2 separate regions of the Homo sapiens genome follow, and region 2 is linked to region 1. Evidence: read pairs that join two places in POLR2A ChIA-PET (ENCODE). Cell type or tissue: OCI-LY7. All regions are shown on one strand. Links, peaks and the distances in the headings refer to the core of each region. The heading gives the core; the rest is flanking DNA.

The links. Peaks named below come from ENCODE experiments on the same cell type or tissue, not always from the same donor. Only the 100,000 strongest peaks of a DNase experiment are listed, where the experiment ranks them.
Region 2: POLR2A ChIA-PET joins it to region 1 with 11 read pairs; 1 of 35 experiments calls an interaction of 5 or more read pairs at or near these places.

Annotation. Positions count from the first base shown.
Region 1 is chr17:82,356,283-82,361,763 of GRCh38, reverse strand. It overlaps TEX19 (testis expressed 19), which reads right to left and starts at 2,517. Exons shown (of 2, transcript NM_207459.4): 1 at 2,479-2,517. RefSeq lists a silencer at 1,037-1,331 and an enhancer at 4,940-5,481. In OCI-LY7, for the core only: CTCF peaks have their summits at 3,140 and 4,406 (motif pointing right); DNase peaks (open chromatin) are centred at 2,603, 3,123 and 4,583; H3K4me3 peaks cover 920 bases; H3K27ac peaks cover 1,915 bases.
Region 2 is chr17:83,038,406-83,043,654 of GRCh38, reverse strand. The region is part of intron 3 of QTGAL (queuosine-tRNA galactosyltransferase); the gene reads left to right. Among named protein-coding and RNA genes, the nearest start is that of QTGAL, 11 kb to the left of the region's middle. In OCI-LY7, for the core only: no CTCF peak of the experiment used is centred there; a DNase peak (open chromatin) is centred at 2,094.

The DNA of each region.
Region 1 (5,481 bases), core at 231-5,230:
TGCTCAGTTTGAACAGCACCGGGGCTGGGAGGCCTTCAGTTCCTCCATCCGACCTCCCCGGGCTCATCAGCCACCCCCTACACCTCAGGGACCCCAACAGCCCATCAGCTTCACCTGACAGAACCTGGGGGAACATGAGGGAAACTGGCAGAGCCTGAGGGGACCTGATGGAAATTGAGGGAACCTGAAGGAAACTGGGGGAACCTGAGGGAACCTGAGGGAAACTGGGGGAACCTGAGGGAAACTGGGGGAAACTGAGGGAAACTGGGGGAACCTGAGAGAAACTGGGGGAAACTGAGGGAACCTGAGGGAAACTGGGGGAAACTGAGGGAACCTGAGGGAAACTGGGGGAACCTGAGGGAAACTGGCAGAGCCTGAGGGGACCTGATGGAAATTGAGGGAACCTGAAGGAAACTGAGGCAACTTGAGGAAACCTAAGGGAAACTGAGGGAAACTGGGGGAACCTGAGGGAAACTGGGGGAAACTGAGGGAAACTGGGGGAACCTGAGGGAAACTTGAGGGAAACTGGGGGAAACTGGGGGAACCTGAGGGAAACTGGGGGAAACTGAGGGAACCTGAGGGAAACTGGGGGAACCTGAGGGAAACTGGCAGAGCCTGAGGGGACCTGATGGAAATTGAGGGAACCTGAAGGAAACTGAGGCAACTTGAGGAAACCTGAGGGAAACTGAGGGAAACTGGGGGAACCTGAGGGAAACTGGGGGAAACTGAGGGAACCTGAGGGAAACTGAGGGAACCTGAGGGAAACTGGGGAAAACTGAGGGAACCTGAGGGAAACTGGGGGAACCTGAGGGAAACTGAGGGAACCTGAGGGAAACTGGGGGAACCTGAGGGAAACTTGAGGGAAACTGGGGGAAACTGAGGGAACCTGAGGGAAACTGGGGGAACCTGAGGGAAACTGGGGGAAACTGAGGGAACCTGAGGGAAACTGGGGGAACCTGAGGGAAACTGGGGGAACCTGAGGGAAACTTGAGGGAAACTGGGGGAACCTGAGGGAAACTGGGGGAACCTGAGGGAAACTTGAGGGAAACTGAGGGAACCTGAGGGAAACTGGGGGAACCTGAGGGAAACTTGAGGGAACCCGAGGGAACCTGAGGGAAACTGGGGGAACCTGAGGGAAACTGAGGGAACCTGAGGGAAACTGGGGGAACCTGAGGGAAACTGGGGGAACCTGAGGGAAACTTGAGGGAAACTGGGGGAAACTGAGGGAAACTGGGGGAACCTGAGGGAAACTGAGGGAACCTGAGGGAACCTGAGGGAAACTGGGGGAACCTGAGGGAAACTTGAGGGAACCTGAGGGAAACTGGGGGAACCTGAGGGAAACTGAGGGAACCTGAGGGAAACTGGGGGAACCTGAGGGAAACTTGAGGGAAACTGGGGGAAACTGAGGGAAACTGGGGGAACCTGAGGGAAACTGAGGGAACCTGAGGGAAACTGGGGGAACCTGAGGGAAACTGGGGGAAACTGGGGGAACCTGAGGGAACCTGAGGGAAACTGGGGGAACCTGAGGGAAACTTGAGGGAAACTGGGGGAAACTGGGGGAACCTGGGGGAAACTGGGGGAACCTGAGGGAAACTGAGGGAACCTGAGGGAAACTGGGGGAACCTGAGGGAAACTTGAGGGAAACTGAGGGAACCTGAGGGAAACTGGGGGAACCTGAGGGAAACTTGAGGGAAACTGGGGGAAACTGGGGGAACCTGGGGGAAACTGGGGGAACCTGAGGGAACCTGAGGGAAACTGGGGGAACCTGAGGGAAACTTGAGGGAAACTGAGGGAACCTGAGGGAAACTGGGGGAACCTGAGGGAAACTTGAGGGAAACTGAGGGAAACTGGGGGAACCTGAGGGAAACTGGGGGAACCCGAGGGAAACTTGAGGGAAACTGGGGGAACCTGAGGGGAACTTGAGGGAAACTGGGGGAACCTGAGGGAAACTGGGGGAAACTGAGGGGAACTTGAGGGAAACTGAGGGAACCTGAGGGAAGCTGGGGGAAACTGAGGGAACCTGAGGGAAACTGAGGGAAATTTGAGGGAAACTGGGGGAAACTGAGGGAAACTTGAGGGAAACTGAGGGAACCTGAGGGAAACTGGGGGAACCTGAGGGAAGCTGAGGGAAACTTGAGGGAAACTGGGGGAACCTGAGGGAAACTTGAGGGAAACTGAGGGAACCTGAGGGAAACTGAGGGAAACTTGAGGGAAACTGAGGGAACCTGAGGGAAACTGAGGGAACCTGAGGGAAACTGAGGGAAACTTGAGGGAAACTGAGGGAACCTGAGGGAAACTGAGGGAAATTTGAGGGAACTTGGAGAACCTTAGGGAACCTGAGGGAAACTGAGGGAAATTTGAGGGAAACTGAGGGAACCTGAGGAATCCTGGCCCCGCTTCAGCCTCCCAACCCCTCACCCAGCACCAGGCCGTGTCTCCGAGACCCCTCCTCAGAGACCCCTCCTCGGGAGATCTCACCATCCTGGTGTCTCTGTTCATGTGGGCACCCAGGGAAAGGAGGAGGCAGAGCCCATTTGGGTATATAAAGGGCCATTTCCCATGGTGCTCTGGGCTCATCTGCATATCTCCCATGAGCCTCAGTTTCCAGGAAATGAAAGTGCTGAGTCACCAGCTCCCTCCAAGGAGGGCCATGTGCAGCCCCTGGGCACCTGCAGGAAGGCCCTGGAGAGGCAGCTCCTCTGGGGGCTGGAGATTGGGGTGGGTGCTCTCCGTCTGCAGGCTGGCACAGGGTGAGCATCCAGCCTGTGGTTGCTGGCCCGTCGTGGGCACGACGTCCTGGTCCTGCCGCGTTTGTAAAACGTGATCCCTGCTTTGCTGTCTCTGTCTTAAAGTTCTCTGAATTTTAAGAACCAGCCAATTGTCAATTAGTTATTGTTTAAACACATTTTCCCCTTTGTGGTTCATCTCTTCGCTCTTTAAACAAGACGCTTATAAATTAACACTTGTTTTTTCAGTAGACTCTATTTTTTACAGCAGTTTTAGGTTCATAGCAAAATTGAGCCAAAAGCATGGAGCTCTCCCACCGCTCCCCTGCTCCTGCAGGTGCACAGCCTTCCCCAGTCCTCCCGTCCCAGCCATTTGTTACACGTTGTTATTATCATCATCGCCCTCTGCAGTTTCCATTATGCTTTCCTCCGGTGCTGTGCATTCTGCAGGTTTGGACACATGTATAATCATGCAGACCCACCACTCTAATATTGTACAGACGGGTTTCTCCGCCCCGATTCATCTGTGTTCTGCATTTTCATCACTCCCTCTCCCAGCCCCTGGCAACCAGGAATCTTTTGACTGTCTCCTTAATTTTGCCTTTTCCAAAATGTCACAGAGCTGGACTCATACATTATGTAGCCTTTTCAACTTCTTTTTTAGTAATACGCACTTTGGTTCTTCCATGTCTTTTGTGGTTTGATAGTTCACTTCTTTTTTTTTTTTTTTTTTTTTTTGAGACAGAGTCTTGCTCTGTCACCCAGGCTGGAATGCACTGGTGAAATCACAGCTACTACAGCCTCAACCTCCTGGGCTCCTGTGATTTTCTCACCTCAGCCTCCCAAATAGCTGGGACTACAGGTGCTGGTGCACACCCCGATAAGTTTTGTATTTTTTGTGAGACAGGGCCTCACCATGTTGCCCACACTGGTATCAAACACTTGGGCTCAAGTGATCCGCCTGCCTCTGCCTCCCACAGTGCTGGGATTACAGACGTGAGCCACCTTGCATGGCCAGCTCACTTATTTTTTAACACTGAATGGTATTCCATTGTCTGGATGTACCATGGTTTATTTATCCATTCACCTATGGAAAGACATCTTGGTTGCTCCCAGGTTTGGGCAATTATGAATAAAGCTACTACAAATATTCATGTGCAGGTGTCTGTAGACATAAGTTCTCAACTCATTTTGGTAAACTCTAAGGAGTGAGATTGCTGGATGCTGTGGTCAGAGTGTGTTTAGTTTTGTAAGAAAGTGACAAATTGTCTCACACAGTGGCCCTGTGGGAGGAACCCCCAAACCCTTTCCCTACATCCCCATGACCTCTGCTCCTCCCCACCTGGCAGCTGTCTGTGCCTGGCTCAGGTCATCCACACACCTGGGGCTGCCTGCCACCCCCACCAGGTTAGGGCTCAGATCAGGGCCACCCCTCACCCTGGGGCTTCCTCGTCCCAGTCCTGGGATAGGGGCAGGTGTGGGGCTTTGGCTGCCAGGTGTCCTGCTGTGGGTGGAGAGGGCAGTGAGCTCATTCCCTAAAGACTCGGGTGCCTGAGCTGTCTGGCTGGTCCCCTCAGGTGAGAGGAAAGTAGTGGTTGAGGGACCCCACAGAGAAGCCTGTTTATGGGTCTGGGGGTCAGAGGCTCCCGGGAGGAGCCCCCAGGTCCTGGTTTTCTCTGAAAAGGCCACTCAAGGCCTCGGGGCTGAGCTGTGGCTGCCCTGGCCAGAAGGGGGCCGGGGAGGGAGCCCTGCACCTGTCGTGAACACTCAGGGCTGGGCCAGTGGGCGCCTGGAGGATGAGGTCCCTCCCACCTGGCCCCTCCCAGCCTCAGTTCTCAGGACACAGCCCAGCCGGCAGCTGCCAGAGTCACTGCCTAAAGGAGGTTTTGACCGAGGAGCAGCAGAGCCCTCTGAGGGCCCCTGTGGTAAGCAGGCTCCTCGCTGGTTTGCATGGCTTTTTCACACAGTAGTTGCGTCGAGAATTTAATATGCTGCGACCTCGTTGCCAGCAGGAGCGGTGTGGGACCGGGAAGCTGACGGGGAAGTGTTGGCGGGTGCAGGGCAGCGTCCACTCTGGGAAGCTGTGGCCAGCGCGTCCTGGCCAGCCAGGGCCTGGGCAGGGACTTGCCTCTCGGGCCTCGGCCTCACCCTGGTCTGAGAGTGTAGGACCCTCTCAAGGTCCTCAGTCACCTCAGCAGCCTGGGACGGAGCCTTTGGATCGCTTCCTGGGCAGCTGGGTACAGGAGAGGCCACTTGAGACAGATGTTGGGATGGACAGCTGGATTTGAGGCCCAGAGGGAAACCGTGGCAAGACTTGGTGGGTGGATGGTACCAGAGGAACAGGACGTGGCCATAATCGGGGAATCCAACACTCCTGTATCTCCAGAAGGACCAGGCATTTCCCCAGCTGCAGAGACCACTGATGGGGCAGCACAGCCATTGTGGGGCCAAGGCCATGACCCGGAGCCACTGGGGCCGTAAGCCTGACACCCAGATTGCCCACGAGCCAGAACCCCATCCCCACCATCCTGGGGTGCACAAGCTCTTGTGTTAGGAACGGGTGAAGAGGGGGAGCTCAGGAAGCTGAACGCAACCCAGAGGGGGTGGACAAGCAGGGACAAGGCTGCCAGATGGGCCTGGCCAAGCTCAGGGGCCCCCAGCTACCTCGGGGGTGCAGGTGCCAGCTGAGCCCTGCAGAGGAATGGGGTGAGGCCACGTCACGCTCTTTGAGCACCGGCTTCCGAGCTCAAGCGGC
Region 2 (5,249 bases), core at 1-5,000, 680 kb before region 1:
TTTCCTTCCTTCTGCTAGCTGTGTGTTTAGTTTATTTTTCTTTTTCTAGCTTCTTAAGGTGTACTTTTAGGTTCTTGATTTTAGACCTCTTTTATGTAGGCATTTATAGCTATAAATTCCTTTCTATGCACTGATTTTTCTACATCCTGAAAGTTTTGGTTTGTTGTGTTTTTGTTTTCGTTTGTCTCTGAGTATATTCTAATTAGCCTTATGATTTCTTCTTTGACATATTGGTTGCTGAAGAGTATATGGTTTAGCTTTCATTTATTTATGAATTTTTCAGTTTTACTTCTGTTACTTATTTCTAGTTTCATTTCACTGTGGTCAGAGAAGATACTTCATATAATTGCAATCTTTAAACAAATGTTTAAGGTACATTTTATGGCCGGACGTGTCACCTGTCCTGGAGAATGCGCTGTGCACACCTGAGAATGTGTGTTCTGCTGCTGTCAAGTGGAGTATTCTGTATATTTCTGCTAAGTCTAGTTGGTTTATAGTATTGTTCAAGTTCTCTGTTTATTATCTTCTCTCTAGATGTTCTCTCCATTATTGAAGGTAGAATGTTGAATCTCCGACTGTTACGGTAGAACTGTTTCTCCCTCCAATTCAGTCAATCTTTGCCTTACTTAATTTTGTGACCCTCTTGTTAGATGTGTACAGTTTTATGCTTGTTATATCTTCTTGATCAATTGACTCTTTCTTTGTCTTTTCTAATAATTTTTGAGTTGAAGTCTATTTTTTCTGATATTAGTACAGCCACGCCAGCACTCTTTGATTACTAGTTGCGTGGAATATCTCTTTCCCTTGTTCCACTTTCAGCCTACTTGTGCCTTTGGATCTGAAGTGAATTCCTCATATAGACAGCATTTAGATGGATCATAATTTTCAAGATCCGTTCTGCCAGATTTTGCCTTTTAATTGGAGAATTTAGTCCATTTACATTTAAAGTGATTACTGACAAGGAAGGACTTTTGCCACTTTGCTATCTGCTTTCTATATGTCTTATGTCTTTTTTATTCCTCAATCCTGTATTACTACCTTCTTTTCTGTTTAATTGCTTATTTCCGATGTGCCATTTTGATTCCCTTCTCGTTTCCTTTTCTGTGTATTTCTAAATGATCGTCTTAGTGGTTACTGTGAGGATTACGGTGAACATCTTAAATTTATAACAATGTAGTTTGAATTAACACTTAGCTTCAATCATGTAACATTAACATAAATTCATAAATTATTTTCATGAATGTAGATTTAGATTTATAATTGTTTCCTGGTGTGTGTGTGGCAGTAGGGGGCAGGGGCTCACTCCATCACCCAGGCTGGAGCGCAGTGGCGTGATCTTGGTTCACTGCAACCTCCACCCAGTAGGTTCAAGTGATTCTTGTGCCTCAGCCTCCCAGGTAGCTGGGAATACAGGTGCCTGCCAGCACGCCTGCGTAAGTTTTGTATTTTTGGTAGAGAGGGGGTTTTGTCCTGTTGCCCAGGCTGGTCTCGAATTCCTGGACTCAAGTGATCCACCCACCTTGGCCTCCCAAAGTGTGGGGATTATAGGCATGAGCCACAGCACCTGGCTTGTTTTCTGTATTTGTTTTAAAAGCATATAGGAAAAATACAAACCAAAATAGTACTATCTTTTATATTTACCTGAATAGTAAACTTTATCCCTGTTCTTCATTTGTTCTTTCTCTATGAGTTCCTGTTTAGTGCCCTTTCATTTCAGCCCTACAATGAACTGCCTCAGTTTTTGTTTATCTTAGAATCTCTTACTTGCTTCTTCATTTTTGAAAGATGACTTTGCTGGATATAGGATTCATAATTGACAGTGTTTTTCTTTGAGCACTATGAATACAGATGGCCCCCAGCCTGTGATAGTTCAACTTACCATGTTTCAACTTTATGATGGTCAAAGGCAACACAAATTCAGTAGAAACCATGGTTCTGTCAGGATACCAGGCAGTGGCCATGAGTCACAGCTCCCAGGCCCCCAAGCATTTTTGACTTATGATGTTTTAAACTTACAGCAGGTTTACCTAGACATAGGCTCACCCTCAGTTGAGGAGCATCTGTGTGTGACCCCATTGCCTGTGGCCTTCATTGTTTCTGATGAGAAGTAAGCGGTTAATCTTACTGAGGGTCTCTTGTAAGTGACAAGTGATTTTCTCTTGTCGCTTTCAATATTTTGTCCTTATCTTTGGTTTCAGCATTTTTACTATGATGTGTTTAGCTGCGAATCTTCTGTGTTTATCCTACATGGAGTTTGTTGAGCTTCCTGGATGTGTAGATGAATGTTTTTCAATAATATGAGAATTTTTCAGCCATTATTTTTTCAAACTTTTTTTCTGCTTATTTCTCTTGCCTTTCCGTGTGGTACTTGCATTGTGCATATGTTGGTATAGTTATTGGTATTCCAGCTTTCTCTGAGATGCTTTTCACTTTCTTCATTCTTCTTTGTCTCCATTTTCAGATTCAGACTTACCCATCTATCTCTGTGTTTGCTAATTTTTCTTCTGCATATTTAAATATACTCTTGAGCTCCTCCAGTAAAATTTTAGTAATTTGAGAATTTTTCAGCCATTTTTTTTTTTTTTTTTTGAGATGGAGTCTCGCTCTGTCACCCAGCCTGGAGTGCAGTGGCATGATCTTGGCTCACTGCAAGCTCTGCCTCCCAAGTTCACGCCATTCTCCTGCCTCAGCCTCCCAAGTAGCTGGGACTACAGGCACCCTCCACCACACCCAGCTAATTTTTTGTATTTTTTAGTAGAGATGGGGTTTCACCGTGTTGGCCAGGATGTTCTCGATCTCCTGACCTTGTGATCCGCCTGCCTCGGCCTCCCAAAGTGCTGGGATTACAGGCATGAGCCACTGTGCCCAGCCTCAGCCATTATTTTTTCAAACTTTTTTTCTGCTTATTTCTCTTGCTCAAGAATATTTTTATGCTCAGTTGACAGATTGGCTGGGTATAGAATTCTAGGTGCAAAATAATTTTTCTTAGAATTTTAAAGGGATTGCCTCATTATATTCTAGTGTCCATGTTTCTAATAAGAAATCTTACACCAGTCTGACTCTTGTTATTTTAAAGGTATTGTTTCTCAAAGTATTTAAGATTTTTCTTTTTGTACTTTTGAATTTTGAAATTTCATGATGCTGGGTCAAGCTGTGTTCAGGTTTCTTCATTCACCCTCTGTTTTTATGTTGAATGATTAGCTTGTGTTCTTAGCTTTGATTGTAATAGATCAGGGTCCTTTTAGTTTGACTTTAAAGTTTCCATATAAGACTTGAAAAAAATATGCCTGCCTATATTGCATGGGGCTGAAAAAGTCAAGGTTGGCAGATGATACGTTTTTAGTTGGTGGACGGGTTCCTACAGATTTTAGGAGTCACAGCTTCTCTAAGATAATGGTCGTCAACTTTGTGCACGTTAGAATCATCAGTGAGTTTTAGAAAACCAGTGCCTGAGTCTCACCCTAAGATATTCTCATGTAATTGGTCTGGGGTGCAGCGTGGGCATTGGGATTTTAAAAGCTTTCCAGAAGATTCTGAGACACATCCAGGATCAGGAGCCACTGCTTTAGAATGTGCTCAGGAATGGGTGGCATCACCCCACTTTCTAGTGGACTTGGTCCTGAGGGAGTCTTACAGCTATGACGTATTTCAAGGGCAAGCGGCTGAGGGTTTACGGTCCCTCTGGAATGTCCCCATGTGAGAGCCTGGGGAGTTAAGTCCTCTGTTGGGTCCTGTTCAGATCTGTGAGACTCACAAAATCACAGGCTCACCTGCGGGGTGTCTCAGTGGACAGGAGCAGCTCCTGGCCCCAGCTCTTCTCCTGCAGTGCCCTGGGGCTCAGAAGACGCAGGAGTAAAGTAGACTTGGGTGTGGGGCCAGGCTGGTGGGGTCGGCTCCACGGCCACCTCGCTCTGCCTCCGTTTCCTTATTTGTGAACAGGTCGTGGTAGTCAGCACCCATCTTGGAGTGCTGTGAGGTGTGAAATGAGCTAATCTGCAGTGTGTCTAGAACAGGGGCGGGCAGCGGGCGCCCAGCAGTGTGTCTAGAACAGGGGCGGGCGGTGGGCGCCCAGCAGTGTGTCTAGAACAGGTTCGGGCGGCGGGCGCCCAGCAGTGTGTCTAGAACAGGGGCGGGCGGCGGGCGCCCAGCAGTGTGTCTAGAACAGGGGCGGGCGGCGGGCGCCCAGCAGTGTGTCTAGAAGAGGGGCGGGCGGCGGGCGCCCAGCAGTGTGTCTAGAAGAGGGGCGGGCGGCGGGCGCCCAGCAGTGTGTCTAGAACAGGGGCGGGCGGCGGGCGCCCAGCAGTGTCTAGAAGAGGGGCGGGCGGCGGGCGCCCAGCAGTGTGTCTAGAAGAGGGGCGGGCGGCGGGCGCCCAGCAGTGTGTCTAGAACAGGGGCGGGCGGCGGGCGCCCAGCAGTGTGTCTAGAACAGGGGCGGGCGGCGGGCGCTCAGCAGTGTGTCAAAAAGCCAGGGGCATAAACAGGTGCAGAGAGGAAATGCACCCAGGGAGGTGAGTGCCTGTTCTGCCCTGGGATGGACGGTGGGCAGCGGGCACTCAGGAGGTGTTGGCAGCTGTCTGTCATCATCATTGCTGTCATCATCATCGTCTTGTGTATTTGGAAGATGTTTTTTCCCAAGTTATATCTTGTTTTCATTATCTTTCGTTGGTTTGAAATAGAAAACTCTTTATAAATTGATTATTGTAGAACATCTGTTTCAACTTGCTTCTGTAATGTGTGTAAACAAATTGGTTTTTGAAACTACTATAAACATCTTTTAATATTTTTTTGTTGTTGTTGAGATGGAGTCTCACTCTGTCGCCCAGGCTGGAGTGCGGTGGCGCGATCTCGGCTCACTGCAAGCTCCACCTCCCAGGTTCTCGCCATTCTCCTGCCTCAGCCTCCCAAGTAGCTGGGACTACAGGAGCCCGCCACCACGCCCGGCTAATTTTTTTGTAGTTTTAGTAGAGATGGGGTTTCACCGTGTTAGCCAGGATGGTCTCGATCTCCTGACCTCCTGATCCGCCTGCCTTGGCCTCCCACAGTGCTGGGATTACAGGTGTGAAACACTGCGCCCGGCCTAATATTCTTTTAAGTTAAAGAATATTAGAGAGAGTTTTGCATCTTTTATAGTTGGATGAAAACAAATTTAAAGTATTTTGGTGACTGTTGTGACACTCCTTGTCTAAAAACATTCATCTATTTTGAAAACATTTTGCTTTTCATAAAGTACTTTTTATAGATTAGCTCTA